Linked DNA regions of Homo sapiens: all the other regions are linked to region 1. The links are chromatin loops, found by intact Hi-C in ENCODE. Cell type or tissue: mammary epithelial cell. All regions are shown on one strand. Each heading gives the region's core, and the rest is flanking DNA. Links, peaks and the distances in the headings are about the cores only. Region 1 overlaps SLC39A11 (solute carrier family 39 member 11). Region 2 overlaps LINC00673 (long intergenic non-protein coding RNA 673). Region 3 overlaps LINC00511 (long intergenic non-protein coding RNA 511).

Region 1 (10,752 bases), core at 1,555-9,554:
GTGCACGGAAAATGGACAGGAAAATGAGCTTTGGCAAAGGCAGAGGCCTGTCTCTGCAACCCCTGGAATCTAGAGAACCCACAATACCCTCGTTGTTTAGGGATCACAAAACGTAGGATCTGGAAAAGAACTTACGGGTCGCCCAATTTAACCTCCTTATTTTACAGCTGAAGACACCGAGGCCCAGAGAATTGTGACATGCTCCCTGCTGATTGATTACACGCAGCTGGGAGCAGACATCAGACCTGCTAGAACTCTTAGACGTGCATCTGCACACATGTCTGTTTCATTGCTGTATGCACCTGGCATTTGACTATGTGCTTGGGATAAATCAGTGAACAGAGAATCCTAGCTTGTTTGAGTGTGAGGTCAGGTGTGGGAGAAAGAACAGATAATAAACATAAACAATTAATACCTTATATATAGTAGGTTAGGAGATAATAAATGCTATCAAAAGGAAGAGAGAGAAAAGAAAGAGAAAGAAAGAAAAAGAAAGAGAAAGACTAGGTTTTAGAAAAAAGGTAGATTTCATTGAGAAGGTGACTGTATTAGTTACTTATTGCTGCGTAACGGAATACCTCAAAACTTGGTTGGGTGTGGTGGCTCACACCTTTAATCCCAACACTTTGGGAGCTGAGGTAGGAGAATCACTTGGGCCCAGGAATTCAAGACAAGCCGGGGAAATATAGTGAGACCCCCATCTCTATAAAAGTAATTTTTAAAAAATTAGCTGGGCCTGGTAGCACATGCCTTGGTCTTCAGAGGCTGAGATGGGAGGATAGCTTTAACCTGAGAGGTCAAGGCTGCAGTGAGCCATGATCATGCCACTGCACTCCAGCCTGGGCAACAGCAAGACCCTGTCTCAAAAAAAAAAAAAAAAAAAAACACCTCAAAACTTGGTGGCTTAAACCAACAAAGATTATCTCAATTTTTTTATGGGTTAAGAATCTGAGAGTGGTTTTGCTGAGTGGTCCTGGCTCAGGGTCTCTCATGAGGTGGCAATCAAGAGAGGTCAGCTGGGGCTGCAGTCACCTGAAGTCTTGACTGGGGCTGAAGGATCCATTTCCAAGATGGCGCACTCCCATGGCTGTTGGCAGGAAGTCTCAGTTCCTCATCATGTAGGCACCTCCACATGGCTGCTTGAATATTCTCACAGTATGGCAACTGGCTTCCCCCAGAGCTAGTAGTCCAGAGAGAGAGAAGAGAGAAAGAAGCTACAAGCCTTTTATGATCTGGCCTTGGGAAGGTCCTGTGGCCTTGCCTTCAAAGAGTTGAAGAAATGAGCCACTGATAACTGAGAAGGAATGTTCCAGTGAAAATGCCCCAAGGTAGAAGTAACCAGGCATTCTGGAGGAACAGCAAGGAGACCAGATGGCTGGTGTAGCTGGAGCTAGGAAGAGATCAATAGAAGAAGAAATCAGAAGAGAAGAAGAGAATGGAGGGAGAAAAGAATGGAGAGAAGAGAGAATGGAGAGAAGATAAATCAGAAGAGAAGAAGAGAACGGAGGGCATGAATGTGTAAGTCATTACAGGCCAGCAGGGGATGTGGGCCCTGGCCCTGAGTGGAATGGGGAGCCACTGCAGTGTCTTCAACACAGGAGCAGCATAATCAGACTTAGCAAATTTGCAGAGAATAGAGTTTATAGGGGCAAAGGTGGAAGCAGGGAGACTGGTTAGGAGGCTGTTACTGTAGCCCAGGAAGGACATGATGGAGGCTTGCACCTTAGTATAGCCATGGAAGAGGGGAGAAGTGGCTGGATTCTCATCAGATCTAAAGGTAGATCCCCGCCTCTGGTTTCCCTGGCAAATTGCATATAAGGTGTGACAGAGAGTAGCCAAGAATGGCACCACGGTTTATGGTCTCCTCTTCCCCAAAGCTGCCACTGACCACTTTCCCTCCCTGCCTTCTGCAGTTTTATGTGGAGCAATGAGGTATGGAAGAGGGCTTGGCATCCAGCATCCTTTCCCTCACTGCAGGGACCCACGGCGTGTCCTTCAGTCCATGGCTTACCCTTTGTGGACCTTGGTTACTACATCTACAAAATAGAAAATGGACCTCCTCTGTCATAGAAATAATAACTGTTTATAAAGGCACTTAAAGCTCCTTAGAAGAAAGCACTAAGGATGTGAGGGCAATCTGGCTGTGACATCTGTCACTCCATTGATTGCCAGGGTTGATTCGGCTGATCTGGCTGGCTAGGCGGGTGTCCCTTTCCTCCCTCACCGCTCCATGTGCGTCCCTCCCGAAGCTGTGCACTTGGTTGAAGAGGACGACCATCCCCAATAGAGGAGGACCGGTCTTCGGTCAAGGGTATACAAGTAGCTGCGCTCCCCTGCTAGAACCTCCAAACAAGCTCTCAAGAAGAAAGCACTAAAATTCTGGAAACATTGTTAGTGGTTTGCGATAGTATTTTGAGAGCTGGGGAACTAAATGTTTTGGTTGCATCTCCTCCCCTGATGTGTTTGCTGCAGATGGAGAGGCTGAAGCCCTCCGTGAATAAGAAACTGGAGTGAGAGATGCTTCGCGGGACAGACGTTCATATCCTGAGGCAATACCCCACACGGATGTCCAAACTCATGATCTAAGGAGACTGTCCACATGCCAGGTCCGCAGGAAATGAGACTGAGGCCCTCATCATTCAGACCCCCAGGCGATCCTCTTCTGGGGCCTTGCACTGCTGCCTCAACTATCTATATAAAGTTCAAAATCACATATAACTAGGCTCTGCTGTTAGAAGTGAGGATAGTGATTCTCCTTCAGGAGAGGCCCATGAGGAGCAGGAGCCCAGGATTGAGGGGGTCTCAGGGTGCTGGTGATGTTCCGTTTCTTGATCGGGATGTGGGTTTCATGGGTTTGCTTAGTTTCTGAAACGTTATCCTGTACAACGCAGGCGGATCTGCTCTTTTCTGAACATACATTCAACTGCAGTAAAATATCTTTTTAAAAAGGTAATGGGAAGATACTCTTTTCCCAAAAATATGACTCCTCCCTAGGAACTGAAATCCTACCTTTAGAGAGTTGTCGGTTTCTGCTCAAACGTGTTGTTTGTAAAATTTCAAATATGTTAAGGAGAATTAACAAATTAAACTGCCAATGGGCTAATGGCCATTAAATTAGTAGCTAAGAAGGCATAGCTTGGTTGTGCCTGTTTGGGGACTTTGTGTAAATAGGACTGTACAACACTTACTATTTTGTGTCTAGTTTTTCTCACTCAGAATTGTGTCTGTGACGTGGCTCCAGACTCACACAGAGGTATAAACCTTTCATTCTTATTGCCACACAGTATTCCATTGTGTGAATAGAACACAAGGAATAAAATGAGTTTATTTTACTCATTCTGTTGTAGAGGGGCACTTGCATGGTTTCCAGTTTATGACTATTATTGATAGCACTGCCATGAATAACAGCACTCCCAGGATGTGTGTGCCTGTCTTTCTTTCTCTCTTTCTCTTTCTTTCTCTCTTTCTTCTCTTTCTTCCCTCCTTCCTTCCTTCCTTTCTTTTCTTTTCCTTCCTTTCCTTCCTTTTTTTCTTTTTTCTTTCTCTCTCTCTCTTTCTTCTCTTTCTTCCCTCCTTCCTTTTCTTTTTCTTTTCCTTCTTTTCCTTCCTTTTTCTTTTCTTTTTTCTTTTTCTTTCTCTCTTTCTTCTCTTTCTTCTCTCCTTCCTTCCTTCCTTTTCTTTCCTTTTCCTTCCTTTCTTTCCTTTTTCTTTTCTTTTCTTTTTTCTTTTCTTTCTTTCTCTCTTTCTTTCTCTTTCTTCTCTTTCTTCCCTCCTTCCTTCCTTTTCTTTCTTTTCTTTTCCTTCCTTTCCTTCCTTTTTCTTTTTTTTCTTTTCTTTCTTTTTCTTTCTTTCTCTTTCTTTTTCTTTCTTCCCTCCTTCTTTCCTTTTCTTTCTTTTCTTTTCCTTCCCTTCCTTTTCTTTCTTTTCTCTCTCTCCCTCTCTCTTTCTTTCTTTCCTCTTTTCTTTCTTCCTTTCCTCTTTTCTTTCTTCCTTTCTTTTCTTTCTAAAAAAAGGCCTCATTCTGTTGGCCAGTCCAGGCTGGACTGCCATGGCTCCATCATAGTACTACAGCCTCAAACTCCTGGGCTCAGGCAGTCCTCCCACCCATCTCCTGAGTTGCTGGGATTACAGGCGCGAACCACTGCGCCCAGTTTAAGATGTGTCTTTTGATGGCTACAGAGGCACATTGCTCTCAGATGTGTGCCCCCACCACATTGTATGAGGCAGCCTCATACTTGGCTAGCCCATAGGATTGGTTTGCTTTGCTGGGACACTTAGCAGGTGAAGGTCTTCAGAGCATTCCTCTGGGAGTCAGTGATCCCATAGAAATGTGGGCGGTTTGTCTACACTTCTGCAGGGAGAAGTGCACAGTGGTGGCCTGAATCACCCTCAGCCACCACCCTGCCTTCCGGCTGACTTCCTTGGGCTCTTCCTCACCCCCTCGAAGGAAGGCAGCAGACTGTAAGGGAATGGATGGGTCATCTCATCTCGCCAGCCTGCACCAAGAAGTTTCCGAGAACTGCACCAAGAGGGTGGGGGAAGATCCCTTGCGTGCTAAGCCAGCTCCTCTGAGCAGGTAGGGCCGGGCAGCCCTGCGGGGAGTACCCAGCCCCTTCCCACCTGCAGGCTCATCAAACACCTCGACAGGCTGCCCTAGTGGGAAGCCGGTGATGTCATCTCCAGGCCTGAACAATCAGGCCTTTCACGGCAAGATGATAACAATCAAAACAGTATGTAAGGGCCTGCCACACAAGAACACACACGCTCATCGCACATGGGAGGATCTGAAAGCCGGGGTGAAGCAGGGCTTGTCAGGGATATGCCATTCTCCTTTCATAATCAACCGGCCAGGGAATATAGCCTGGAGAGCAAGGCTGCAGGTTGCCGTCCCTTCGCTTGCCAATTCTCAGAGAAACCCATGACTCTCTCCACTACCTCTCCTGAGAGCGTGCACCTCGAACCCCAGAACTACACCCCAGGCTGAGCAGCAATCTGCGCTCAAGCAGGAGTGTCCCACTGCACAACTCCAGGGGGCGCCATGGTCAGAGAACACAAGGTGAAAAGTACCCCTGGAATTGTGCAACAGTGAGCTTTGAGAGTGACCACTGGCTTTGGACTAAGGGAGCTGAGGCCTGGTGGTTCTCAAAGGTGGTTGCTCAGCCCCAAATCTGTCGTGCCATAGCTAAGTTCCCTAGAAGCCTGCACTCCACTGAGGCTAGAAATTCTCAAATGAGATGCGTGAGATCAGGTGTTCTCCACACTCAGTCTGAGCAGTTTTTGTCGTCCAGCTATTTGCTAAGGAAGCAAGCTCATCTAACATGTTTACTCAAGGTCAGTGGGTCTCAATCAGGGTTGGTCCCCTCCCCCTCCCCGGAGACATTTGGCCATGTCTGGAGACGTTTTGGTTGTCACAGCTGAGAGGTTGTTGCTGGCATCTAGCAGATAGGAGCCGAGGATGCTGGTAAGCATCCTACACTGCACAGAACCAGGCCCCCACAACAAGGAACTCACGGTGTGAAATGTCAGTAGTGGTGAGGTTGAGAAATCCCGCTGTGGATGGCACGTTCCACTCCATTAAACCCTGCAGGTCTCTGGCTCGAAACCCCCTGAGTCTGGCCTGCCCTCCCTGTTGACCAGAAGAGGCCAGAACCTCAGCTCACTAGCCAAGTGGGTGTCGGGCAGCGTCCGCCCCTATCTCCATATGGTTCGATGGGTCTGCATGAGGCCCAGAAAACCCGGTATGTGTACACAGTAGCAGTTAGGAGGCCCTGCTCTGTCACTTCCCAGCTCCACAACCTTCAGGGCCAGTTATTTAACTCCTTGAGCATCAATTTCTCCATCTGTAAAATGGGAATAATGGTGAAAGCTGCTCATGAGGTGGTTGAGGGGCAAGGCATGTTGTTACATGTAATATGCTTACAAGCACGCCCAGCACGTAGTAATACTCAATAAATAACAGCAGTGGTTATCGTCATTTTTATTCTAGCCGGAGGACCTCGGGCTGCCTCTGATGGGTGCGGTAATGAAAGACTTGAGCTGGTTTCAACCGCAGGCGGTTGCAGTGGGGTCTCCAGTGCTGTGCACAGCTCCTGGCACATGCTCTGTGCTGCTGCTGACACGAGCTGGAAGCATTTCCCAAGCTCAAGGCCTGAGACATTGAGGTTTGAGTGGAGATGGCTAATAAATGAATTTCAAGGGAACACCCCTGAGTAACTCACTCAGCACAGGCATCTGCCTCCCAAAGATAGTATAGGGACCCCTGGGGTGGTACTTCGCACTCCGGCCTTGGAAAACACCTGAGGTATGGCTGGGGTGTTTAACACTCAGGTTTTCCCTAAAAATCCAGCAGGTTCAGCTAAGAAAGAATCACAGAGGGCCAGCCATGGTGGCTCAAGCCTGTAATCCCAACACTTTGGGAGCCTGAGGCGGGCAGATTGCCTAAGGTCAGGAGTTTGAGACCAGCCTGGCCAACATGGTCAAACCCTGTCTCTACTAAAAATACAAAAAAATAAAATAAAATAAAAATTAGCCAGGCATGGTGGTAGGTGCCTGTAATCCCAGCTATTTGGGAGGCTGAGGCAGGAGAATTGCTTGAACCCGGGAGGCAGAGGTTGCAGTGACCCAAGATCGCGCCACTGCACTTCAGCCTGGGCAACAGAGCAAGACTCTGTCTCCAAAAAAAAAAAAAAAAAAAAAAAAAGAGTCACAGAGGACACGTGTAAGAGAGATAGGCCTTGGCTCGAATGCATGTTTTATTTTTGTTTGTATGTTGGCTTGGACTTGGAGAAGGGGAGAGAAAGGAAGACCTAGCTCACCCCGCCAGATCATCTCACATCTTTGCTTTCTCTGTTCCTTCTTTCTGGATGAAATGCATTTCCCCATCTTTATCTATTAAAATTGTCCCCATCCTTCACAGTCCATCTTGGATGTTGCTTTCTCCACAAAGGTTTCCTGGATCATCTGTCTCCGCCAAAATCATCCTCGCCCCTAATGCTCTGTGCTAGATCTTATGGCCTTTAGCAAGTCCCGTGCTGTGCTGGAGTCATTTGCAGGCAGGTCTTTTGCTGTGTATCAGATTATAAGTTCCTTGAAGACAGGGACCTTCCAAATGTCTTTCTTCATATGTGGCATGAGCTCTTGCACATGGCCAGGGCTTAGCGGTTGACTCTGGAGTGACTCCTGAGAAGAGGCTTCCAGGTGGCCAAGTTGCCACTGCAGGACATGGTTCTGCCCAGGAGGTCGTATAATTGAGAAGGCTAAGGCACACCCTTTGTAGAAGAAATTGGTGTGTGGCTGGGAGGTCACCAGTCTGGGGGGAATAGGAGGCTTCAGTGCCCAGCTCATCACCGCCTCATTCAGCAGCCTCGGGCAGTTTTAACAGTGGCTGCTATTTAAAGAGCACCCACTCTGGGCTCCGAGATAAGCCTGGCACTTCACAGTGATCATTTGCCATCCACACAAGAGCCCTGTCGGTGGGGGAGTTTTATGCCCATTTTTCAGTTAAAGGAAAGGCTGAGTGATCTGTAGCTTGCACTGGGTCCCACCTGTGCACCTGGGGTCCCACCCAGATGTGTTTGACTCATATGTTTGACTGGCACTACACATCACAGGGCCTCCAAAGGCATTGTACTTGTCTGCATCTCCTTTTTCTACCTTAACAATCTTAACAATCAAGGCATTGAGCCAGGCGACCTCCAAGGGCCCTAACTTTTAACATGGGTGATGGGTGGGGGGTAGTAGGAGGAGGATGCTGGAGAAGAGAAGTCAGCCCCTGGGGCGAAACAGGGTCAGGCCTCTAAGAAAAAGCAGAAACAACTGCCCACCGGGGATGCCTTTCTTCCTGTTGCCCACTGCTTGGGATTAGTGTTCCCTGAAGATACGAGGAGGGAGGCCCTTCTTACCTAGCACCCGGATGGGACCCTGGCCATTGGCCCTCAGCCTCTACCAGGTTGGAAGAGCAAAGGATGAGAGACCTCTGGAAAAGTACCTCAGACTGTCCGCCTCTGCCCCTGCATCCAGCCCACGGAGAGGCCAAGCCCATGAATGGGCACCTTTCCCCCGCCTACACTCCCTTGGCACCCCTTGTGGGCCCAGCCCCCCTCCATCTTCTAGGATTCATTATTTGTGCTCAGGCCCAGCGCCTTCCCCACTTCCTTACAGGTCACCTCTGGGGGTTTCCTAAGCAGCCTGAATTGTTTCTTTATGTCCCTACCCAAGAAAGCAAAGTGTCTGCTGCTGTCCCTACAGGGAGGCCATCCCTTCTGCTTCTGCCGTGCCTGCCCAGTTCCTGGATGCCACTCAGGGCTGGGCTGGAGACAGCAGCCCGCAAGGACCCACCCAGCATCAATGGGGCTGGTGAGGGTTTCAGGGAAGCTGGCTCTCTAGAGGGCAGTAGATCCAAGGGGCTAAAAGCGGTCAAAATTTGCATCAGACCATTGCGAGTTTTAGGTAGGGCTTTTTACTTTTTCAAACATCTGCTTAGCTTGTAGGATTCTGTATATATCCCCTGTGGAAAATTAAAATTCTTACCCTAGCTTGCCTCTGCCACCTACCCTGTTTCTGACTACTTCTGAGGGTGACCAACTCACATCAGTTATCTGGGGACTGTGCCAGGTTTAGCACTGAGTAAGTCCTATATCCTGGGAAACCCCTCAGTCCCTGGTGAACCGGAATGGTTGGGCACCCTAGTTCCTGTCCCAAAAGGGACACTGTATTCAGGGAATTCTGACCTCTTAACATATTGGCCTGTACATTCTAATGAGGTAAACCATTGCTACTCACTCCTGCCCAAAGTCAGGGCAGTCAAGTGATCTTCTGTAGTCTTCCTTCTTGCCATTCTCTCTTCCATCTCTGCTCCTCCTTGATGTTTATTTTTATTTATTTATTTATCTTTTGTTTGTTTGTTTGTTTGTTTTGAGGCAGAATCTCACTCTGTTGCCCAGCCTGGAGTGCGGTGGCGCTATCTCGGCTCACTGTAACCTCTGCCTCCCGGGTTCAAGCGATTCTCATGCCTCAGCTCCCCTGGTAGCTGGGATTACGGGCACCCACCACCATGCCTGGCTAATTTTTGTATTTTTAGTAAAGACGGAGTTTCACCGTGTTGACCAGGCTGGTCTTGAACTCCTGACCTCATGATCTGCCCACCTCTGCCTCCCAAAGTGTTGGGATTACAGGCGTGAGCCACCGTGCCTGGCCTATTTATTTATTTTTTTGAGGAATGATTTTGAAATATGCCTGATAATTGTGTTCTTTGCTGTTCTTCTTTTTTCTCTTTTTTATTTATTTTTATTTATTATATACAGACAGGGTCTTGCTATGTTGCCCAGGCTGGTCAAACTCCTGGCCTCAAGCAGTCCTCCTGCCTCAGCCTCCCAAAGTGCCGGGATTACAGGTGTGAGCCACCATGCCCGGCCTTCGATGTTTAAAAAAAATAATAAAAATAAACATATAATAGGAAATGAACTTTAAAAATAAACCCTGATTCCCCCAATGCTGGATGGGACCCCCCTTCCTCGCGGTTCTCTGGTTTTGTCCCTTCCTAGCAAATTCTGATTCCTAAGGAAAAGGAAAAGAGAAGTCTGGATGCCCTGAGGCAAACTCTGCCTCCATGAGGCAGCCCCTGCAGACAGACCTCCCCGGGAGAGGCCTGTCAGGGCTGCTCTTGTCCTTGCTGGTGCAGCCCAACCCCAGGAGTCATCCTCCTCCCCAATGACTCCCTGCCCTGTCGACCCTCCCTTCCCGCCTCCCCCGTCTCCTTCCCTTTCCACGCTCCCTCTCTCCTCTCCTGTCCCACTCTACACACGGATGCCCCTCTCCTGGCCCTTCTCGAGAGATCTCTGCCTTGTTGCTCTCAGTCAGGCTCCGGTGACAGGTTGCCATGGGACTTGGCTTGTCACGGAAGGGACAAGGGACCTTGTCAGGGGACAGCCTGCGGTTTCTTTTCTAAAAGAGCCCTTCATCTCCACTTCCCTCTCCTTCCCATTAATGTGTCGTGGTCCAGACTAGTAATAGTGTCTTTGTGCTACTGCTGGGGAGGAACAGAACCCAGAAGACAGCAGCTTCACTGTCTTCAGAAGGGCATGGGTTTGTATTTTCCCCGTGGCTTTTGAATGCTGTTTTGAATTTTCATGGCCCATCCTGGAAAGGAAACCTCTCATCTGACCTTTCCCTTCCCAGAGCGTAAAGGAGGGAGGGAATGGCCCACCAACCCCACCTGCCCAGGATCGTCAGCTCAGAGTGTTTAGTTAGACTGAAGGCCTTGCAGGAATGCACAGCAGGGCTGCAGGAGGGGAGCTGGTGAGCCTGGGGCATCCTCCACGCCACCAGCCCCCCGGGAGGCTGCCCTTGTTCTTCTTCACAGTTTCCCATCCTCCAGCCAGTCTAGGCCCCACAGCTCCTAAGTCAGCTCACGGCTCACCCCCTACCACTGAGAGACTATCCCTGCCACGGGGTCCTCAATATTCTCTGTCACTTCTGTTATGCATCCATATCCCCGAATACCACCTGCTTTGCTGCTCCTGCCCTCAGTTGCTCCAGATCTCCTCCAAAGCTCCCCAGATCAGATCTTGTATATAGTAAGCACCCCGGTTGCAGGCTCCTGATGCATTCAGTAGTGGCCACAGGTGTCCTCGGCTCCCAGACTGTGTTGGGAATTCGAATAGCAGGGAAGGGGCTCCTGGGAGGGAGGCGGGCTTGGCCTCCATCCTCATCCTCACCTCCTCTGACACCTGCTTAGGCCAGTGGCTCTCAACG
Region 2 (10,752 bases), core at 1,871-9,870, 100 kb after region 1:
ATGCTGATGGCCTGGCCTCAAGAGCCACCAGTTGCTCTGACTTGAGAATGGTTAAGTGGAACTGCCGAGTGTTTGTGTGTGTGCGTGTGCACACGAACACACGTGTGGTGGACGGCCCAGCTCTTATTCCAAGAGCTCTTCTTCTTTTTTTTTTTTTTGTTTTTGAGAGGGAGTCTCACTCTGTTGCTCAGGCTGGAGTGCAGTGGCATGATCTCGGCTCACTGCAACCTCCGCCTCCCGGGTTCAAGTGATTCTTCTGCCTCAGTCTCCCAAGTAGCTGGGATTACAGGTGCCCGCCTCCATGCCCAGCTAATTTTTTGTATTTTTAGTAGACACGGGGTTTCACCGTGTTGGCCAGGCTGGTCTCGAACTCCTGACCTCAAGTGATCCACCCATCTCGGCCTCCCAAAGTGCTGGGATTACAGGCGTGAGCCACTGTGCCTGGCCCAAGTAATTGCTTCTGTAAAGGGAGAGAGGGGACGGGAAACATCAGGGAGGTACGCAAGTTGCAAATGCATAATGCTAAGGCTGTTATGGTGGTCTTGGTGTGAAAACAGTGGTAGAAAATTTGAAAAGTTGACAGAGGCCTAGAGATGAAATACATTTGTTATCTTCTTGAAGCTCTGGACCAGATGTTCATATCGCGTTGGCAGGATGGAACCATTCCATGGATATTCTACGTATCTTCCTTCTTTCACTTTATAATAAGACCAATTTTCTATGTTGCAGCCTACATTGATAATTATCTTCAATGGTGCTTGAGGGCCAGTGAGTCAGTGGGCCATTGTTTCCTTAACCAGTCCTTAACTCTTGGCCTTTGAGTTCCAGTTTTTCACCACAGATTGCACTTTTGTGCCTTGCTTTTTTTTTTTGTTTTTGTTTTTTTTTTTTTTTTGAGATGGAGTCTCACTCTTTCGCCCAGGCTGGAGTGCAGTGGCACTATCTCGGCTCACTGCAAGCTCCACCTCCCGGGTTCACGCCATTCTCCTGCCTCAGCCTCCCGAGTAGCTGGGACTACAGGTGCCCGCCATCACACCCGGCTAATTTTTTTCTTTTTTTGTATTTTTAGTAGAGATGGGGTTTCACCGTGTTAGTCAAGATGGTCTCGATCTCCTGACCTCGTGATCCGCCCACCTCGGCCTCCCAAAGTGCTGGGATTACAGGCATGAGCCACCGCGTCCGGCCTTTTTTTTTTTTTTTTTTTTTTTTTTTTAAAAAAAAGGAACATCTGAAGTGACTTGAGTCTCTGATCTGGCAGTCATAACCCTTATCCCGTTCCTTGAGCCCCAGGGAGGTTGGGAGAGGGGGAAAAAAAACAACTGTGCTATCCATTCTGGGTCCTCTTAGCCAGGGGTGTGGAGGCTGGGGAGTGAAGGGCGTCTATGGGATTGGTCAGTGGGCAGCGGCTTCCAGCTGTGGCGAGGGAGGTGTCAGCTTGCTGCTCTTGCTGTGGGTCTCACACTCTTCCTCCATCCATCCCCCTGAGCTTCGAAGAAGAGCTCTTATTATTAAAGCTGTCCTTGAAAAACTCTCTGCTTCTTGGGCATTGAGGAGCAGGTCCAAATGGGTCATCTTCTCCCTACCTTCTCCCTGTCTGTCTTCTCCCATCTGTGTCTTAGCCTTTCCTTCTTCTCTCCATACCTGCCCTTGGTGGGTTGTTTACCCCAGTTTCTCATCTTTTCTCATGAAGGAGGAGGAAGCACCCAGCAGCTGGCGTTTGCCAGAGCTGCAGGTAAAAGGGACCAGGTTACCACCAAGACAGGAGAGACGGGGCTTTCCAGGCAGAAATCCCTGAATCCCCTGGTCTAAGTGCTGAGTAAGCACTCGACTCCCTGGGGCCCTGAATGATGGAAGAGAGGGAGACTATTAGGGCTGACGCCAGACAGAATGCACGCTCGCAGGTGGATCTGACTTTTTGTGTTTTGTGGTTTAAAAATGTGCTTGCCTTCTGTAATCCCAGCACTTTGGGAGGCCAAGGTGGGAGGATCACTTGAGGTCAGGAGTTCGAGACCAGCCTGGCCAACATGGTGAAACCCCGTCTCTACTGAAAATATGAAAAAATAGCCAGACGTGCATGCATGCTCATGTGCACACATATGCACACCCCCCACCTTGCCTTTTATAGAGCCATGAGGCAGCAGATTCAACCGAATACCATGTAGCATGAGCCACAGACGTGTATGGGAACATTTATGAACGCTTGCCTATAATCCCAGCTACTTGGGAGGCTGAGGCAGGAGAATCACTTGAACCCGGGAGGCAGAGGTTGCAATAAGTCGAGATCACACTATTGCGCTCCAGCCCGGGTGATGGAGTGAGACTCTGTCTCAAAATAAATAAATTAATAGGTGGGGCGTGGTGGCTCACACCTGTAATCCCAGCACTTTGGGAGGCCAAGGCGGGTGGATCACGAGGTCAGGAGTTCGAGACCAGCCTGGCCCAATATGATGAAACCCTCGTCTCTACTAAAAATACAAAAATCACCCGGACATGGTGGTGAGCGTCTGTAATCCCAGCTACTCAGGAGGTTGAGGCAGAAGAATCGCTTGAACCCAGGAGGCAGAGGTTGCAGTGAACCGAGATGGCGCCAACTGCACTCCAGCCTGGTGACAGAGCGAGACTCCGTCTCAAAAAAAAAACAAAACAAAAATAAATAATAAAAAAGCGTGTGCCTGCTCATTTTCAGTTCTCAGCACCCACATCTCTTACCTAGGTGAGTGCTTGGAGCTGAGGTTTGTTAACATAAGTCATAGAGGTTTCAGCTTTCCTTTATTAGCACTTTCATGCCCCTAAGGGGAGAAAAACCAATGGAAGGTAGCAGGCAGTGTGTGTGTGGGGGGCATTATTCAGCCATAGAAAGGACCAAAGCATGGACATGTGCTACCAACATGGAGGTACCTTGAAAACCTGAGGCTGAGAGGAGCCAGACACAAAAGGCCCCCTGTTGCACATCCCATTGCTATGAAATGTCCAGGATAGGCAAACCCACAGAGACAGGAAGGAGCTTAGTGGCTGGCAGGGGCTGGGCTGGGGTCAGGGAGTGGACAGTGGCTGATGAATGGGGTGGAGTTTCCTTTCAGAGGGGCTGATAGTGCTCTGGACCTAGATGGTGGTGATGCTTGCACGACACTGTGAATGTGCTGTCATCGTACACTTGAAACAGGTTAAAATGCCGAGTTGCGTGGTATGTGCATATTACCATAGTCAATAGAAATGGAAGGAAATGCAGTGGAGTCTTGCACTAGGGTTTGTCTCAGGAGAACGGGGAGAGTTGCATCTTCCTGGTTTTCTGCTGTTACCCAGCTCTCCACGCCCATTCCTGCCTGGCCCCGGGGTTGGATAAGAACCTTTCCTAAGTGGACAGAGTTCTTAGGGTCTCATTGCAGCTGGAAGCACCTTGGGCCATGTAGCTGTGCTCTGGCAGGTGCAGTAACTCCCCTCTCAGGGCCCACGAGAAGGGGCATCTGGCTTTGGGGGGCTGTCTATGGTGCGGTTGTCAGTGTACCTCGGCTGTCCCAGCTCAGGAGTTCTGGAAACTTCCCGGGCCACTCTAGCCATTCTGACTTTTGCAGGTTCTGGGCAACTTTGCCCTCTTGGATCCCTTCCTACTTAAAAAATATATTAAAAATGTCAAATATTATGATATATTAAAACATTTTTTTTACCTAAAAGCATGTGTTCTATTTTTTTTTCCCCTGATTTTAAAAGAAGTTAAAACATTTTCATGGGCCCTTCAGAGTATGGCGGGCGCTGGTTTGTGCCTCATGGATGGTCTGATGGGGACGTCAGCCTGGGGCTGTGTTGTCCTGGATCTGTGTGTCCCAAGAACCTCCTCCTGGTTGGTTCCATATTCATGGGCCTCCCTGACCTTCCTCCAAAACAGCTGCAGGGTGGCAGAATCTGCCCTGGTCACCGAGACTGAGCCCTTCAGTCTGAGATAAAAAGTCCCCAAAGAAGGGTTACAGCTCACCCCCAGGAGCTCAGCCCCATGAGCCCTCTCCCCACCACCATGCCCAGTGGGTCTCATGAAGACACCCATGCAAGTGGTCATGGGAAAGAGGACTCCCCCATACCTTGCTCCAGCACGGACCTTGCTCCAGCACCGGCCCTGCTCAGCCAGATTTTCAGAACGAGAGGGATATTCTCATCTGTGGCAAAGAATATTCTCTATATTCTGTATACATCATTTGAGACTTAAATGGGTTTCAACAGATCCATTCTTCTTGTAGATGTAGGAAAGTTTGACATATGATTGTTCTCTGCCAAATAGCCATGTTCGCGGGATTCCTTTTGATGGAAATTATTTATTAGGACAAAAAGGGAATAAGTGCAAAAAACTTGAGCAAGACTAGAAACAAAATAATTGATGGCTGCCTCTGTGGTGCCATTTTTGGATGATGGCTGTGTCTGGGGAGTCAGGCTGGGTGTCTGGGAGGGCCACACTCCCTGTGAGCTCCGGGACAGGTAGGTTGCCTGGAGGTTTCCTTTCTGGTGTCACCCTGTAAGCGTCTGTGGATTTGTGCAGGGTGCCTTGTCTCTCCCTTGCATTTTCCCGGTGGGTCTGGGGCAGGACACGGCTGGGGACAGGGGTAGAGGACTGGCCACTGTGGCCAGAATGAGGTGCAGGGAGGGACAGGCAGGTCCCTCATGGCCCATAGTGCCTCTAGGGGGTGCATAAATGCATATATATGTGCACATACACACGTGCATGCATACTCATGCGTACATATACACAGCCCCCCACCTTGCCTTTTACAGAGCCATGAAGCAGCAGATGCAACCGAATACTGTGCAGCATGAGCCACAGACGTTTACGGGAAGAACCGGCAGGAGGCGCCGGGAAACTAAAGGGCTCCAGCTCTCTGAGTGGTGGCTTTGCCATTGTGGCTGTGCGAGCTCAGCCTCCTGGAAACCCGCCCTGAGCTTGGTTAACAGCATTCACTCCAGGTTTAGCCCAGCTCCAGGTTATCGCAGGCAGGACTCCCGAGAACAGGTTCATGTTTGCTTTTTGGGAGGTGCTGCGCTAAAGTGGAAAACCACCCTGGGCCGAGTGGGACCTCCCCAGCTGGGCGGCTGTTAACCAGCCAGGATGTCTGACCCTGAGAAGTCACCGTGCACTCTTGGGACTCATTTTTCTCATCAGCAGGATGGGGTGATGGAGCTGGCCTTACTGGGTGCTGGGGATGATATAAAGAGGTGGCGTGTGCATGTCTGTGTGTCTGTGTGTGGGCGAACATGTTTGGTAAGTGATAGGCTCTGCACACGTGCACGGCACCATCATGGTTCCCTCCCTGCAGCACTTGGCACGCAGTGGGGGCTCAGAGCACAGGCCGACTGATGGCCTGGGGTTGCAGCCCTGCTCCGTGTGTCCCTGGGCACTTGCTTACTGACCACCCCACAGGTGAACACGGGCAGGTGGGTGTTTGGAGGTGTGAGGCTGAGGAGGGTCTGGATCTTGCAGCTCTTGCAGCCTGGATAGTTATGGGGTCTGGAGGGGGCTTTTATTGCGCCTGGTGCTTCCTGCTCAGGGCCAAGTCTGGGGCTGCCTGACTCTTGGGCTCTGGTGCCCTCTAGTGTTCAGGTTATATTATTGCAGGTGCAGGCCATGTACACATTTACCAGCAGCCTAACTGGGTCTCCCTTCTCTCACCCCAATCCGACATGGATGGAAATAGCTTTAGAAAACTCACATGTCTTTGGCAGACTATTGAACATACCTGGTCTATCGCCAAAAGGACTTAAGGCATTTAATTTAAAATGTTATTTTCATAAGTAAAGGAAATAAAGGCTGGGCGCGGTGGCTCATGGCTGTAATTCCAACACGTTGGGAGGCCCAGGTAGGAGGATCCCCTGAGCCCACAAGTTTGAGACCAGCCTGGGCAGCATAGTGAGGCCCTATCTTTTCAAAAAACAAATTAGCCGGCTTGATGGTCCCGGCTACTTCAGAGACTGAGCTGGGAGTTTGAAGCTACAGTGAGCTGCGATCACGCCACTGCACTCCGGCCTGGGTGACAGAACAAGACCCTGTATCTAAAAAAATAAAAATAAATAAAGGAAGGAAAAATAAGATAAAAGCCACGGGGAAAGCTGGGATAAAATATTCTGCTCTAATCCCTATATAATTGCTAGGGGTGGCAGGGCTATGGTCCGGTGTAGGCTAGTACTTTCTGGGTCAGCTCTATCAATTCTTATTAGGTGAAGTTATCCACGGGCTGCCACTGTGCAGAGAGATGCGTGGGCTCCCCAGGAATGCTCTGTGGTGGACGCATCCTCTTCCCACAGGAAATTCTGAGCTTCAAGGATCTTCTAGGTTCTTTCCCCGCCACTTTCTACTAAGGAGGCCTGTGACATAAATACAAAAGTGCAGGTCTGGGCTGGGTGCGCTGGCTCACGCCTGTAATCCCAGCACTTTGGGAGGCTGAGGTGGGAGGATCACCTGAGGTCAGGAGTTCGAGACCAGCCTGGCCAACATGGTGAAACCCTGTCTCTACTAAAAATACAAAAAATTAGCTGGGCGTGGCGACAGGCTCTGTAATCCCAGCTACTCGGGAGGCTGAGGGAGGAGAATCCCTTGGACCCGGGAGGTGGAGGTTGCAGTGAGCCGAGAGATCATGTCATTGCACTCCAGCCTGGGCAACGAGAGTGAAACTCTGTCTCAGAAAAACAAAAAACGAAAAACAGCAGGTCTGTAAAGGTCACTCTGAGGAAGGCCAGAACAGTGCAGTGGCTGCTGGGTTTGATGAACCGTACTCCTCAGAGCATCTAGGCCCGTGGTTTTTCAGCTGGAGCTCATCTGAGCCCCTGTGGGGGGCTGTTTAGGACACAGATGGCTGGTCCCACCCGCAATGTTCCTGATTCAGTTGCTCTGGTGCAGGGCCTGAGAACCTGCATTTCTTGTAAGCTCCCTGTTGATGCAGATGCTGCTGGTCAGGGGACCCTTGCTCTAGACTCCTGGGACTCCTGCTCTAGGACCCCTGCTTTCTGGAGCCCTGGTCTAGAAAGAACGGATTGAACCCTGGTTTTTCTCTCTCCCTCCATGAAGTGCGTGTTGGCAGTGGAGCTTTTGGTGACGATGAGCTGGCACAATGTGGGGAGTTCTGCTCTGCCAGCCCCCTGGAAGGCAGCTCTTCTGTACAGGTCGTAAAGGCTGGCACCTTCTAGGGAAAATCCGGGGACTCATGGGTGCCACCCTTTCCTGGGAGGCTCCATCACCCTCCTATGCTACAACATGACTGTTTCCAGAAAACACTTGAGTCTGTCTCATATAAACACTTGAGGGCCTACAGGAATAGCATGCTCTGCTGGAGTGTGCAAGTCCTCTGTCATTATAGGGCTGTCACATTTTAGCCTAGAGAAGGTTTTTAAGGCAGTAGATCCTGAACATTCACTTTGACCATTGGAAAAACCAAACTCTCAGGAACGGAGAGAGAAAACATTGCAGCTTTGCCCACATGACTTTCCTAGCGGATCCTTTGAGGTCTGGGTGCCCTCAAGTCCTCCCTAGGTAACAAGATGGCCCACTATGGTGGATTCTTGGAAACCAGTTAGAGGTGGAGAGCATCTCCCATGAATCGAGTCTGTAGTTTGGAGGAATCTCTAGTCTTTTCTTTCGTAGCCTGAGTAGATAGCAGGGCACCTGTTCATTAGGACCTCTTCTAGGCTTGTCATGGTAAGCCCGTGTTGTCTTCATATACAAGAATTGTATTCTGTTGAATACAGAGGACTGGGGGCAGGGTAAATACACTCCCTCAAGGGGTAGAAACAACAGCAAAAAGTGCCAGACATTGATGAGGCTCTGATTCAAGTGACTTTCAGCTATACATTTAAAAATCCAGTGGGCTTAGCCCTGCTCCTGTCTCTAGGCCCTAGGTGGGGAAAGTGAGGACCACAGCTAAGCCACCTGCCCAAGGTCACATAAATGGTAAGTAACAGAGCTGGGATTCAAACCCAGGTAGTAGGGATTACAGGCTGGAGCATCTGAGGTTTAAAAGGTGGGAGACCAGGACCCAGGTCTGTTACCCACACTGGAAATTGTTAGCATGCTTGTCAAGGCCTGTAGCCCCTGACTCCCCTAGGTGAATGTCAGGATCCCTCCCAGGAGTATGTGTGTGAGAGAGTGTATGTGAGTGTGTCTGAGTGTATGTGTGAGTGTGCATATCTGGTGTGTGTGTGTCTGTATGTCTGTGTATGAGTGTGTGGGTGTGTATCTTGGTGTATGAGTGTGTGTGCCTGGGTGTGTATATGAGTGTGAGTGTGCATAAGTGTGTGGGTGTGTGTATGATTGTGTATATCTGGGTTTCTGCCTGTGTGTGTATGAGTGTGTGTGTGCGCGTCTGAGTCTTGTGCGTCTCTGTGTGTCTGGGTGTATGAGTGTGTATATGTTGTGTGTGTCTGCGTTATGTGTGTCTGTGTTGTGTGCGTGTTTGGGCGTGTGTCTGAGTGTGTGTTGTGTGTCTCTGGGGAGGGGTGTGTGTGTGTGAGAATGTGTGTGGTGTGTGTGTGTCTGGGTGTGTGTGGTATGTGTGGGTGTGTGTGTGAGTGGGTGTGTGAGTGTGTGTGTGTTGTGTGCGTGCCTGGGGGTGTGGTCCTATGTAAAGAGCTCTGCCGGTTTCTGCCAAAGGCCGGCGAAGGCACAATCTGCATTGTTCCTAACAGATAGACCTCCAGAGTTATAACGGTGCTTGAGGGAAGTGGCTCGCTTCTGTCCTCACAAAAATCGTGGCCAGGGCAAAGGCATTAACTCCTTATAACCAGCTGTGCCCAGCAGGGAAGTCAGGCGAAGAGCAGCACCTGAGCTCAGGCAGCTCCTCTGGGCCCGCGGGCATCTCTCCTGGATATTGCTGGGGTCTGTCGCCACCTCGTGGTTATTCCGTGTATCGGCTTTCAAATGAAGCTCTCACTCCAGCATCTGGGACCATGGACCCATGGACAGAGACCCCTCCCGGAGGGTCTTGTGTCTTGCAGGGCACTGGGGCCTGATAGAAAGAGGTGGTCGCTCTCTACGGTTCCAGTCTCGGAGGGGCACAGTGGGGCGTGTGGGAAAGAACATGGGCTTTGGAGCCAGCGCCGGATCAGGTGCACACATGAATGTGACTGTCAAGCGACTGAAGCGCTCTCATTGCTGGTTTTCCATTCACGGGGAGGCTCCTGTTCATGGCGTTTTGTGAATTAGCGACAGTAAAGCACCTGGCACCGGGTAGCTGCTCTAATTCTAAAAATTAGGGGCAGGACGCAGCTGCCTATCGCCCGTAAACTGTATACAGCTTTGTGACATCATCCCATTGTATGACACAGGTTGCGTTATTGAAGATTTCCACACATTATCCACTTTCTGGAATACTTTTGGATTTACGGAAAAGTTTACAGAAAATACATTTACAGAAAATGAGTTCCTGGGCTGGGCGCGGTGGCTCACGCCTGTAATCCCAGCACTTTGGGAGGCCGAGGTGGGTGGATCACGAGGTCAGGAGTTCGAGACCAGCCTGGCCAACATGGTGAAACCCCTGTCTCTACTAAAAATACAAAAATTAGCTGGGCGTGGTGGTGGATGCCTGTAATCCCGGCTACTCAGGAGGCTGAGGCAGAGAATTGCTTGAACCCGGGAGGCAGAGGTTGCAGTGAGCCGAGATCGTGCCACTGCACTCCAGCCTGGGCGACAGAGCAAGACTCCGTCTCAAAATAATAATAATAATAATAGGAGTTCTGATATATCTCTCACCCAGTTTCTCTTGGTATTAACATCTTCATACTATGTTATATGCATACAACAAGCATGTCAACATCATCATAGTGCGTTTATCAATGCTAAGAAATTAACATTGGAAGCATGCTATTAACCATAGAGTTGGTCTCTGTTGATTAGTTTTTCCACTAATATCCTTTTCCTGTTCAAGGATCCAGTCTGGATTCCACATTGTATTTAGTCTTTTCTGCTCTGTGATGTTTCCCTCAGTCTTTTCTTGTTTTTAGTGACGTTGACAATTTTAGAGAATGCTAGTCATGTATTTTGAAGGATGTTCTTCCATTTGGTTTTGTCTGACGTTTTCTCATAATAAACTGGGGTTTCAGGGAGAATACAGCAGTGAAGTGTTCTCATTGCATCAAATCAGTGGGTACGTGACGTCAACAGCGTTCATCACTGGTGATCTTGACCTTGATCACTGGTCTAAGGTGGTGTCCGCCAGTTTTCTTCACTGTGCATTTGCTGTTTTTCCCTTTCTGTACCCTTCATTAGAAGAGAGTCACCAAGTCCAGCCCCTTTATATCAATAGGAGGGGACATAAGCTCAATTTCCTGGAGGGGGAAGTGTCCAAATACACTATTTGGAGTTCTTCTATCAGGACATTTTGTCCCATCTCCCTCGTTTATTTATTTATTCATTCACTCACTCATTTATATCAGTATGGGCTCATGGATACCTATGAAAGTGCATTTTCCTTGTCTTGGTCCTGGAACAATTTTTTTCATGCTTGGAAAGATATTTCCTAGTTTGAGTTTGAGGTGTTGAGTGAATAGTCCTTTGTCATTTCTTTTGGCTCTGCGTTTTTGGAGCCTGTAACAATGAGTATGTTGAATTGCTCGCCTGGTTTTGGGCTAACTGGGGGTCTTGGGTATGGTGAGAACTAGGTTTTGTGGTGAGGCTGCATCAGGGCTGTGTCTGTGGTCGGCCACGGTGATACCTGTGAGCACTTGTCACTGTCTCCTTTGCGAGAAGCAGCTGGGCTTGGCCTCCAACCTGGCGTGGAAATCCTG
Region 3 (10,752 bases), core at 1,037-9,036, 52 kb after region 1:
GGTTTGGATGTGCTAGATCTGAGAGGCACCGAGGGACAGATGTCTGAAAGCCAAGTGGCAACAGAGGTCTAGAGCTGGGGGGGATGTCAGGGGCGCTGTCTCTCCCTAGCATCCCCCTCTAACGCTGGCACGAGAGTGGAAACTCACCCTTGAAACGTGAGCTGGATCTCCTTCCTTTGCCCATCCAGATCTTGTCTCCATTTCACCCCTGATCTGTGCCCCAAGAGCTGCCCTTGTAGGGATTGCATCAGCAGGCTCCCTTGGCCACTGGATTCCAGCTGAGTTCAGCAAGTGGAGCGAATAGCAGAAGATTAGAGGGTGGAAGGAAAGTAGCCTCAGTTTCTGGCAGGCTGTCCTTTCTCCGCAGCTGCTGTCTCTGGGTTCTGGAAACATTCTGCTCTCCTTGCCCCGTCTGACTTCAGAGGGTGGGGGTCATGCCTTCCCACCACTGCTGGCCCCATGAACCTGCACTCTCCCTTGTTGGTTCCTTGAACTCTGCCCATCCCATAATACATCATCTCTGTCTTAAGCTCTTTTCAGTCCCCCAAAGTGGTTGTGCTGTTTGTATCCTGTTAGGACCCTGATTCATCCAAAAACTGGAGTCAAAAGTCACACAGGGCCGGGCACGGTGGCTCACGCCTGTAATCCCAGCCCTTTGGGAGGCCAAGGTAGGCAGATCACTTGAGGTCAGGAGTTCGAGACCAGCCTGGCCAACATGTTGAAACCTCAGCTCTACTAAAAATACACAAATTAGCTGGACGTGGTGGTGCATGCCTGTAGTCCCAGCTACTCAGGAGGCTGAGGCAGGAGAGTTGCTTCATCCTGGGAGGTGGAGGTTGCAGTTAGCCCAATCACGCCACTGCACTCCAGCCTGGGCAACAGAGTAAGACTCTGTCTCCAAAAAAAAAGACACACAGAACAAATCCTTTTTCTCTTCTTTTATGCATGGTATTTCTGCTCAAACAGAGGCCTTATAATAATGGAATGGACAAATAATTATTACAATTGAGAAAAGTTTCATCAACTGAAGCAGTTTGCAAATTTTCTAGGTTTCTTCTATCATTCAGATTATTAATGTACCAGTTGTTGATCTCTTTCTCTTTAACATTTCTGGAGTTTTCTCTGTCATCCTTTGTCGGCTTCTGACTTCCCCAGGGGACTTCACATCTTTCTTTTAGTGCTGAGGTGAGTTGCTCCAACTGAAGCTCCTCTTTTTGAGCGGCTTCCACCTTCGTTCCTCTGGCAGTGCAGAAGCAGGCCGTTTGCCCTGGTGAGCTACCTCCAATTGAACCATCATCATCTGAGCATCAGAGAATTCTGAGCAGGAAAATTGAGACTTGTTCCAATTTATTGAGACTTCTTCCAAAACTTAGGAAAATGTTTAGCCGGAAGATAGTCTGTAAGTATCTGTCTGTTTTAAAATACAGGCATGCACACCATGCCATGATAGCTTTCCCGTCTCAGTAGTTGCTGTGACTGTCTTTGTGTTTTGTTTTGTTTTGTTTTGTTTTGTTTTGAGACAGAGTCTTGCTCAGTTGCCCAGGCTGGAGTGCAGTGGCGTGATCTCGGCTCACTGCAAGCTCCGCCTCCCAGGTTCACGCCATTCTCCTGCCTCAGCCTCCTGAGTAGCTGGGACTACAGGGACCCGCTACCATGCCCAGCTAATTTTTTTTTTTTTATTTTTAGTAGAGATGGGGTTTCACCATGTTAGCCAGGATGGTCTCGATCTCCCGACCTCATGATCCACCCGCCTCAGCCTCCCAAAGTGCTGGGATTACAGGCGTGAGCCACCGCGCCCGGTCATGTTTTGTTTTTTGAGACTGAGTTTCACACTTGTCGGCCAGGCTGGAGTGCAATGGGGTGATCTCAGCTCGCTGCAACCTCTGCCTCCTGGGTTCAAGCAATTCTCCTGCCTCAGCCTCCCAAGTAGCTGGGATTACAGTCACCTGCCACCATGCCCAGTTATTTTTGTATTTTTAGTAGAGACAGGGTTTCACTATGTTGGCCAGTCTGACCTCAGGTGATCCACCTGCCTCGGCCTCCCAAAGTGCTGGGATTACAGGCGTGGGCCACTGTGCCCGGCCAGCTGTGACTGTCTTTATCATGACCTCTTAATGCATGGATTGGGAGCTGCAAGGAGTAGATCCCCAAGTGGGACTAGCATGGATCCCAAGGTATTTATTGGAAGGATTATGTCAAAACAAAGCAACAACAACAATCAAGAAAGAATGAAATATCAACCGGAAGGACAGAAAGAATATAGTCCATCTTCTGGGCATGTGTGGAATGAGTTTTCTCTGCACGGAGCTTTCTTCTCTCTCTTTACAGATCTGCTTTCTTCATTTGGGAGGAAACATGAGCACCCTCTTGCCCTTGACTTTTACATCTTGCAGCTTTCACTGAGGGCGAGCTTCCCTTATTCGGTTCTAGTCAGCCAAATCTCAAGGCAGGACTCTGATTGGATTAGCTAAAGTCAGATGCCCATCCTTGGACCCGTCAACTGTAGCCAAGGGGAGGAAGAAGGCCATGCACCAACAGAGCTGCTCCTGCCAGAACCGTGGGACGAGGTGGGAAGCGTTGTTCTCAAAGGAGGAGCGGGTACCAGGCGGAATAATTTGCATTATAGGTATTCTAAAGCAGCAATTAGTTTTAGAAACAAACTTATCACATAAAGAGACTCTCAGCTCAACAAACACTATTTGATATATTCACAATTTAATAGAAGCTCTCAGTTCAATAAACAAATATATGAACTGAGTAACTGCAGTGTTGATGTAGGAACAAATCATTATTTTCTGATTGTTGATGGACATGATAAGCAGAGTCTACTACTGAGATGGGAAAGCCATCATGGCACAGTGTGCATGCCTGTATTTTAAAACAGACTGACACAGACTATCTTCCAGCTAAACATTTTCTTAAGTTTTGGAAGAAGTCTCAGTATACTGGAAAAGGTCCAATTCTCCTGCTCAGAATTCTCTTCTGTACAGTGCTGGGTGCATAGTATACATCAGAGAAATCTGCTTCTAAAGGTGATAAATAATAGGTGTGTTAAATTAGTAAATTATATTATCTACTGGAAGTTGATAAGTGCTACTGAAAAAGAAAAGGAAAGCAGAGTTGAGACAATCTCCAGTGCTGGAGGGAGGCATGGCCATTGGGTTGCAATTTTAAATAGAGGCTGAGAGCTCTTTAAAAAGGAGACATTTGGGGCCGGGCATGGTGGCTCACACCTGTAATCCCAGCACTTTGGGAGGCTGAGGTAGGTGGATCACGAGGTCAAGAGATCGAGACCATCCTGGCCAATATGGTGAAACCCTGTCTCTACTAAAAATACAAAAATTAGCTGGGTGTGGCGGCCATGCATCTATAGTCCCAGCTACTTGGGAGGCTGAGGCAGGAGAATCACTTGAACCCGGGAGGCAGAGGTTGCAGTGAGCTGAGATTGTGCCACTGCACTACAGCCTGGTGACGGAGTGAGACTGTGTGTCAAACAAGCAAGCAAGCAAACAAACAAACAAAAAAAGGAGACATTTGGCCAGGCACAGGGGTTCAAGCAGCATTTTGGGAGGTCAAAGCGGGAGGATTGCTTGAGGCCAGGAGTTCAAGACAAGCCTAGGCAACATAACGAGACCCTCATCTCTACAAAAAATTTAAAAATTAGCCAGGCGTGGTGATGCATGCCTGTAGAACCGACCACCTAGGAGACTGAGGCGGGAGGATCCCTTGAGACCAGGAGATTGAGGCTCTGGTGAGCTATGATAGCATCACTGCACTTCACAGCCTGGGCAACAGAGCAAGACCCTGTCTCAAAAAATAAAAAAAGAGAGGGGGGACATTTGAGCAAAGATTGGAGGACATGACATTTCCTCTGTTCTTATTGCATACTTCTGCTGCTTAGTTTAGTACCCCATTAAAAGTAACGTTTGGGTTGGAAATAAATACTATTTAGTAATGACTTGACCCATTATTTCTTGCTTCTAATTTGTGGCCATTAAAAGAAATGTAAACCCTTCAAGGACACAAAGAGAGAGATTTCCATGCTTCATATATTCCGGTTGAGCCAAGTCAAGTCATAGATTTTAGAACAGCAAAGAATGTTGCCCCACCCTTTCGTTTTATAGGTGAATTGTGAATGCCTGGCCAAAAGCCACATGGTGAGCTAGAAATGCAGTGGTGATTAATATGAAATCAAATGCATCCACAGAAATGCACTTCAACAGAGTGACTCAAATGGCCAAGAATGGAGAACAGACAGTCCCTTCTTATTTCCCTGGCTTATATTAAAAATTTCTAGATCTCACCATTTGCCATTAAATATTACATTCCAACTGTTTTTGATGATATTGGTAGTATTGCATTGCTATATTGGGAAACATTAAAATGACAGTGTTTTTCAAATGTGCCTTTATTCACAAGGTTCATTTGGAATGCCAGCATAAGACTAGGCCATCACTCAGAGAGTGTTTCTCCTCATTACTTACGAGCGGCTTGCTCTTCTCCCTTCTCCCTTTAACTATTTGTCTCTACTTGTATCATGTTACTGGTCTTTATTATAATTTGTAGAGATGTGTTTTTGCTGAGGGCACCTCCTATCATTTTTTTTTGAGATGGAGTCTCGCTGTGTCTCCCAGGCTGGAGTGCAGTGGCATGACCTCAGCTCACTGCAACCACCGCCTCCCAGGTTCACACGATTCTCCTGCCTCAGCCTCCTGAATACCTGGGAGTACAGGTGCATGCCACCATGCCCCGCCAATTTTTGTATTTTTAGTAGAGACAGGGTTTCACCATGTTGGCCAGGCTGGTCTTGAACTCCTGACCTCAAGTGATCTGCCTGCCTCAGCCTCCCAAAGTGCTGGGATTGCAGGTATGAGCCACTGTGCCTGGCCTCATTTTCTTAAATAACAGCTTTATTGAGATATTATTCACATTCCATGAAGTTCACCCTTTAAAATGTACAACTCAGAAAAGTCATACATTGATCACCACTGTCTAATTCCAGAATATTTTCAGCACCCCCAAAAGATACCCCATAACCATAAGCAGACATTTCTCATTCCTTGCATGCCTCAGCCCCTGGCAACCATTGATCTATTTCTGTCTTTAGAGATGTGCCTATTCTGGACATTTCATATAAATGGAATCATACAGTTAGTGGCTTCTGTGTCTGGCTTCAAGGTGCATCTATGTTGCAGCATGTATTAGTATTTCATTCTTTTTCATGGCTGAATAATATTCCATTTTACGGATATATCAATTTATTCATTCATCTGTTGATGAACATTTGAGTCATTTCTACTTTTGGGCTATTATGGTTAATGCTGCTATGAATATTTGTGTACAAGTTTAGTATAGACATACGTTTTCAGTTCTCTTGACTACATACCTAGGAATGAAATTCCTGGGTCTTATGGTAACTCTATATTTAATCATCTGAGGATCACCAGGCTGTTTTCCAAAGTGGCTGCAGCATTTTACATTTCCACCAGCAGAGGATGAGGGTTCCAATTTCTCCATGTGCTCGCCAACATTTGTTCTTATCATGTCATCTTCAAATAGAGATAATTTTGCTTCCTTTTTTTTTTTTTTTTTCCAATCTGGATGACTTTCTTTTTGCCTAATTGCTCTGGCTAGAACCTCCACTACAATGTTGAATAAAAGTGGTAAGAGTGGACATACTTGTCTTATTCCTGACAAGAAACCATTCAGTCTTTCACCCTTAAGTATGATGTTAATTGTAGGTTTTTCATAGATGCCCTATGTCAAGTTGAGGAAATCCCCTTCTATTTCTAGTTTGTTGAGTGTTTTATAATGAAAATGTGTTGAATTTTGCTAAATGTGTTTTCTGTGTCAATGGAGATGATCATGTGATTTTTGTCCTTTGTTCAGTTAATATGGTGTGTCACATTGATTTTTCTATGTTAAACCATCTTTGCATTCCTGAGATAAATTTCACTTGGTCATGGTGTCTGCTCTTTTTATATGTTGCTGGATTTAGTTTGACAATATTTTGTTGATGATTTTTGCATCTACTCATAAGGAATATTGGTCTGTGTTTTTCTTTTCTTGTGGTGTCTTTGTCTTGTTTTAGTATCAAGGTAATAATACTGGCCTCATAGTATGAATTGGGAAGTTGTCCCTCCTCTTCTATTTTTTTGGAAGAGCTTGTAAGGGATTAGAGTTAATTCCTCTTTAAATGTTTGGTAGCATTCATCCACGAAGCCATCTGGTCCTAGGCTCTGCTTCATGTGGTTTGGTTTTGTTTTAACTAATTCAGTCTCTTTTTACTTGTTATGGGTCTGTTTAGATATTCTATTTCTTCTTGACTCAAATACTTTTTGAAAATAGGTAGGTTAAAAGTCAACTTGTCAAAGTAATTAAAGAGTTGTTCTTTTCATTTGAAATGATTGCTGTTGGTAGTGTTGAACTTCCACTGTGGTTTTGAGTGTTAAAACCGTGGAATGAGAGCCCCCTGCACTTCAGGGCCTGGCGTGATGCTCCTCATTAATGTCATGCTAGAAAGCTCACTGTCTATCTCTGAATCCCAGTTTCCTCATCTGCAAAATGGGCTTAATCACATCATCCTTAAAGGTTGTCAAGGGGATCAGGTGAGACATCCATCTCATGCCTAGCATATAGTAGACCCTCAATAATGATGATCTGTTTTCTCTAGCAATATATATCTGATACTCACCCACTAGGCGCTGGGGACCCTTCTAGGGACTAAGGATACAGTGAGCAAAAGCAGAGACCCTGGTGGTTACATTCTAATGGAGGAGAGATCAAAATAAACAAACACATAGAAAGGGTCTAAGGAAGTCTTTGCCTGATTTTTAAGCCAACAGAGACATGGGCACAGCAGTCAGGCAGGTGCAGCTCCCATGTGTGATTTTTAATGATCAGAGCTAGGCTGGAGAACCTGATTGTCCTGGGACCAGGTGGGCTTGCCTGAGCTCTCAGTTCCCCCTTTCAGTTTAGCTCTAGGGACAGTCTTCTGAGGCCAAGTTAGGATCTATAGAGCAAGACTAGCAGGACTACTTCTGAGACTCAGTGTCCAGGCCTTACAGACTTTAGATAAATTAGCAGCTGACTCCAGAAACCTGGGCCCATGGCTCTTGCCCACCAGTCAGTGGCTTGTTCTGAGGACAAGGTGGAGAAAGTGGCCAGGAGCATGACTCTGTTGGGGGCTTTTCCTGTGCTCAGTGGAGGCCTCTTCCCCTATTCAGTGGGGGCTCTTATAATCAGTGGGGGCTCTTATAATCAGTGGGTGGCTCTTCCTATACTTAGTGAGGTTCTTCCCCTTTTCGGTGGGGGCCTCTTCCCCTATTCAGTGGAGATCTCTTCTCATACTTGGTGGCGGGGGTGGGGATGCGGGTTCTTCCCATAGTCAGTGGGGGGCTCTTCCCATGGTCAGTGGGGGGCTCTTCCCAAAGTCAATGGGGGGCTCTTCCCATAGTCAGTGGGGGGCTCTTCCCATGGTCAGTGGGGGGCTCTTCCCAAAGTCAATGGGGGCCTCTTCCCATAGTCAGTGGGGGGCTCTTTCCATGGTCAGTGGGGGGCTCTTCCCAAAGCCAATGGGAGGCTCTTCCCATAGTGGGGGGCTCTTCCCATATTCACTGGGGGGCTCTTCCCACAGTCAGTGGAGGGGGGCTCTTCTCATATTAACTAGGGGGGCTCTTCCCATATTCACTGCGGGGCTCTTCCCATGGTCAGTGGGAGGGCTCTTCTCATATTAACTGGGGGAGACTCTTTCCATTCAGTGGGGGGCTCTTCCCATGGTCAGTGGGGGGCTCGTCTCATAATCAAAGGGGGGCTTTTCCCATATTCACTGGGGGGCTCTTCCCATGGCCAGTGGGGGGCTCTTCCCATAGTCAGTGGGAGGGGTCTTCTCATATTAACTGGGGAGGCTCTTCCCATTCAGTGGGGGGGCTCTTCTCATAATCAAAGGGGGGCTCTTCCCATGGTCAGTGAGGGGTCCCTCCCCTCTTCAGTGGGGGTTTCTTTCTCTTTTCAGTGGAGATCTCTTCCTATACTCAGTGGGGGCTCTTCTCTTGTTTCTCCTGTATCCCAGTTCACAGGGCACTGTGTTAGAAGGTGACAGGGAAGTGGGAGGCACCTTTTACGGCATGGTGGGAGAAGGCTCTTCTAGGGAGGTGACACTGGGCAGAGAACCAAGTGGTAGGAGTGAGCCAGACATGCAAAGCTCCTGGGCACAGGAGGGTGTCCCAGGCAGAAGTGATGCCTCATTGGTACATTTGAGAAGCAGTAATGGTCTTATGGTCTTTTCTGCCTCCTTTACTCCCTCCCTGTGTCTTTTTTTTTTTTTTTTTTTTGAGACGGAGTCTTACTCTGTCACCCAGGCTGGAGTGCAGTGGTGCGATCCCAGCTCACTGCAACCTCAGCCTCCCGGGCCCAAGAGATTCTCCTGCCTCAGCCTCCCGAGTAGCTGGAATTACAGGCACCCACCACCACACATGGCTAATTTTTGTATTTTTAGTAAAGATGAGGTTTCACCATGTTGGCCAGGCTGGTTTTGAACTCCTGACCTCAAGTGATCCACCTGCCTCAGCCTCCCAAAGTGCTGGGATTACAGGGGTGAGCCACCCCGCCCGGCCTCTCCCTGTGTCTTTTTACTCAACCTTTCTAAATCTCATGCAGACTCCGTCTTCCTCAGAGCCCGCTGGTGTTGGGAGAAACAAAACAACCTGTGCTTTCCAGCCTGTGGCTCCTTAGAGACAAAATCTCTTAGTCAGGTATGGAGCCCCGAGTCCTTGAGCTCCACTGCCGGTTGTCCAAGACAAAAAGCTTTAGAGGCATCAAAGACCACTTCTTTGCTGAGATGGATCAGAATTGGCCTGAAAACCTGTTTGCCTTTCCAGAGAGTTTTCTTTTTGGTTTATTTAGTGGCTAGCGGCAGTCTCTCCAAGGGAAACCACTGGATTTATTAATGAGAAAATGAAGGCTTGTGTTTAAGCCTCGTCTCTGGTAAGTTGCGTGATGCGGAGGGGCAGATGTTTACAGTGGCTCCCCGAGGGTGCAGGCCTCGCCCTGGCAGGTGGCTGGGTTTCTGCCATGCTACGGTCCTATGCTCACCTGCCATGTCCTCTGAGGTCATCGGATGTGGCTTAACCTCAGCTTTCAAGGACAGAAGGCAACTCTTCTAGCACCGGCCATGACCCTGACATTTCCTGCTTCCCGGAACCGTCTGTGCTTCTCTACCAGAAGAGCTCTCTACCCAGGGACATGTCAGCCAGGTGGAGGGGTCAGGCAGTGATCTGCAGGGCGAGAGGGTTAGTCCCTGGGATACCCATCAGGTCCTATTCCTGGGTAATCTGACTAAAGTCTTATTTTCTTCGGATGCAAAATCTCACCTGGGCTAGGACAGATTAGCTTGAAGATCTGTGGAGGTGCAGCTTCTGGCACCAGAACTTTAGATGCTGGATGAATATTGACAGGGACTTAGTATGGAGGGAGGTGTGTTATCTTTAGTGCTGGGCTTAGGAACTGGGCTCACTAAAGTGAGGGCTTCAGCAACAAATTGGGCTGGTCATCTCTGTAGGACATCTCCTGCAGGGTGGCTGATTTCTGTCAAAAGCTCAGTGGCTGATTCCTCTCCCCAGGGAGACCCGCAGTAGGGCCCCATAAGCAGGTTTTGGCTTCCTGGCTTAGTTGATTTAGAACAGGTCTATTAGGTTGAACTGAATGACATGTCCTACCTTCTTTGGATAGCCTGGGCTGCTGATAGGCCCACTGTCAGGCAGGCTACCCTAGGTCTTGGTGGTTGCTGCTGCCTCGCTGTGTGACCTTGGGTGAGTTGCTTTCCCTCTCTGGGCTTCACTTTCTACCTCTGTAAAATGAAGGGTTGGATAGATTTCTTAAGAATGTGCCTTTCACTTCTAGGCTGAAGGATCAGATCCTTATTATCTCTCCCTGCCCTGGGCCTGACACCTAGAAGCCTCTCAATAAACCTTTCATTGAATGAGTGAATGAATAAATGAATAACAATGTGATGGTTTGTTATTTTTTTCATCAGCTGTGTTTTTTCTACAGAGCCCATGGAACAGACTTACGGCGTATGACCTCATCGGAGACTTGTACATGGGGCCAACCCCCATTTTCCCACAGGAAACCCACACTCTAATTAAGGGCTGACCCTGAACTTGAATCTGAGTCTTCTCTTTCTTCAACAGAGAGCCATCTCTCCAGCCCAGCTGGCAAGGAGACAGGTGATGTTACAGGAAAAAATACACAGCTTGTGCCCTTGGAATTACCAGAGTTCAAAGCCTGTTCAGCATCTACCCACCATGTGACCCGGGTCGAATTCTTCAGTTTCTCTAAGCCCATTTTCTCATCTGTAAGATGGGGAAGTGTAATCAGTTCTGAACCCACATATACCTCACTGGGCTTGAACAGGCCTGAGCAGGCATGTGGGGCTTTACTAGCTAGCCATCCTTTCTGCCGCTCTCCCTCATTCTCCTTCAAGCCCCCCAAAGTCCTTGGTGGAGGAGGAAGTGGAGACAGAACGTTTGGTGTTGGGTGAGGTACGTGAGGAGGCTGATTTCAGAACCTCCAGGAAACAAAGCTTTAGTGTTCCGAGGGCAGTGCCCGCCTGTGCCTCCTCCTCACAGGGGGTAGTAGGAGTGGGGTGGGGCCGAGGCATTTCCCAGCACAGCTCAATCACATCTCCTGCGCCTGCCCTTGTGACCTGCTCACTGGAAAGGAAGAAATGACCGAGGGAGAAGGGAGGGCATT

The links. Hi-C counts contacts between places; a loop is a spot of excess contacts. Peaks named below come from ENCODE experiments on the same cell type or tissue, not always from the same donor. Only the 100,000 strongest peaks of a DNase experiment are listed, where the experiment ranks them.
Region 2: it touches region 1 in a loop (6-fold over the local background); 12 of 110 quality-filtered maps call a loop at or near these places.
Region 3: it touches region 1 in a loop (6-fold over the local background); 7 of 110 quality-filtered maps call a loop at or near these places.

The regions. Positions count from the first base shown.
Region 1 is chr17:72,655,523-72,666,274 of GRCh38, reverse strand. The region is part of intron 7 of SLC39A11 (solute carrier family 39 member 11); the gene reads left to right. It also overlaps the pseudogene RN7SKP180. Among named protein-coding and RNA genes, the nearest start is that of LINC00511, 20 kb to the right of the region's middle. In mammary epithelial cell, for the core only: CTCF peaks have their summits at 5,021 (motif pointing right) and 8,388 (motif pointing right); DNase peaks (open chromatin) are centred at 4,634 and 8,604; H3K27ac peaks cover 1,677 bases.
Region 2 is chr17:72,555,221-72,565,972 of GRCh38, reverse strand. All of the region lies in intron 1 of LINC00673 (long intergenic non-protein coding RNA 673), which reads left to right. Among named protein-coding and RNA genes, the nearest start is that of LINC00673, 32 kb to the left of the region's middle. RefSeq lists an enhancer at 8,694-9,194. In mammary epithelial cell, for the core only: CTCF peaks have their summits at 5,570 (motif pointing left) and 8,858 (motif pointing left); a DNase peak (open chromatin) is centred at 8,792.
Region 3 is chr17:72,603,107-72,613,858 of GRCh38, reverse strand. It overlaps LINC00511 (long intergenic non-protein coding RNA 511), which reads left to right. Exons shown (of 5, transcript NR_033876.1): 4 at 10,051-10,752. Among named protein-coding and RNA genes, the nearest start is that of LINC00673, 16 kb to the right of the region's middle. RefSeq lists an enhancer at 10,055-10,752. In mammary epithelial cell, for the core only: no CTCF peak of the experiment used is centred there; a DNase peak (open chromatin) is centred at 4,148; H3K27ac peaks cover 1,480 bases.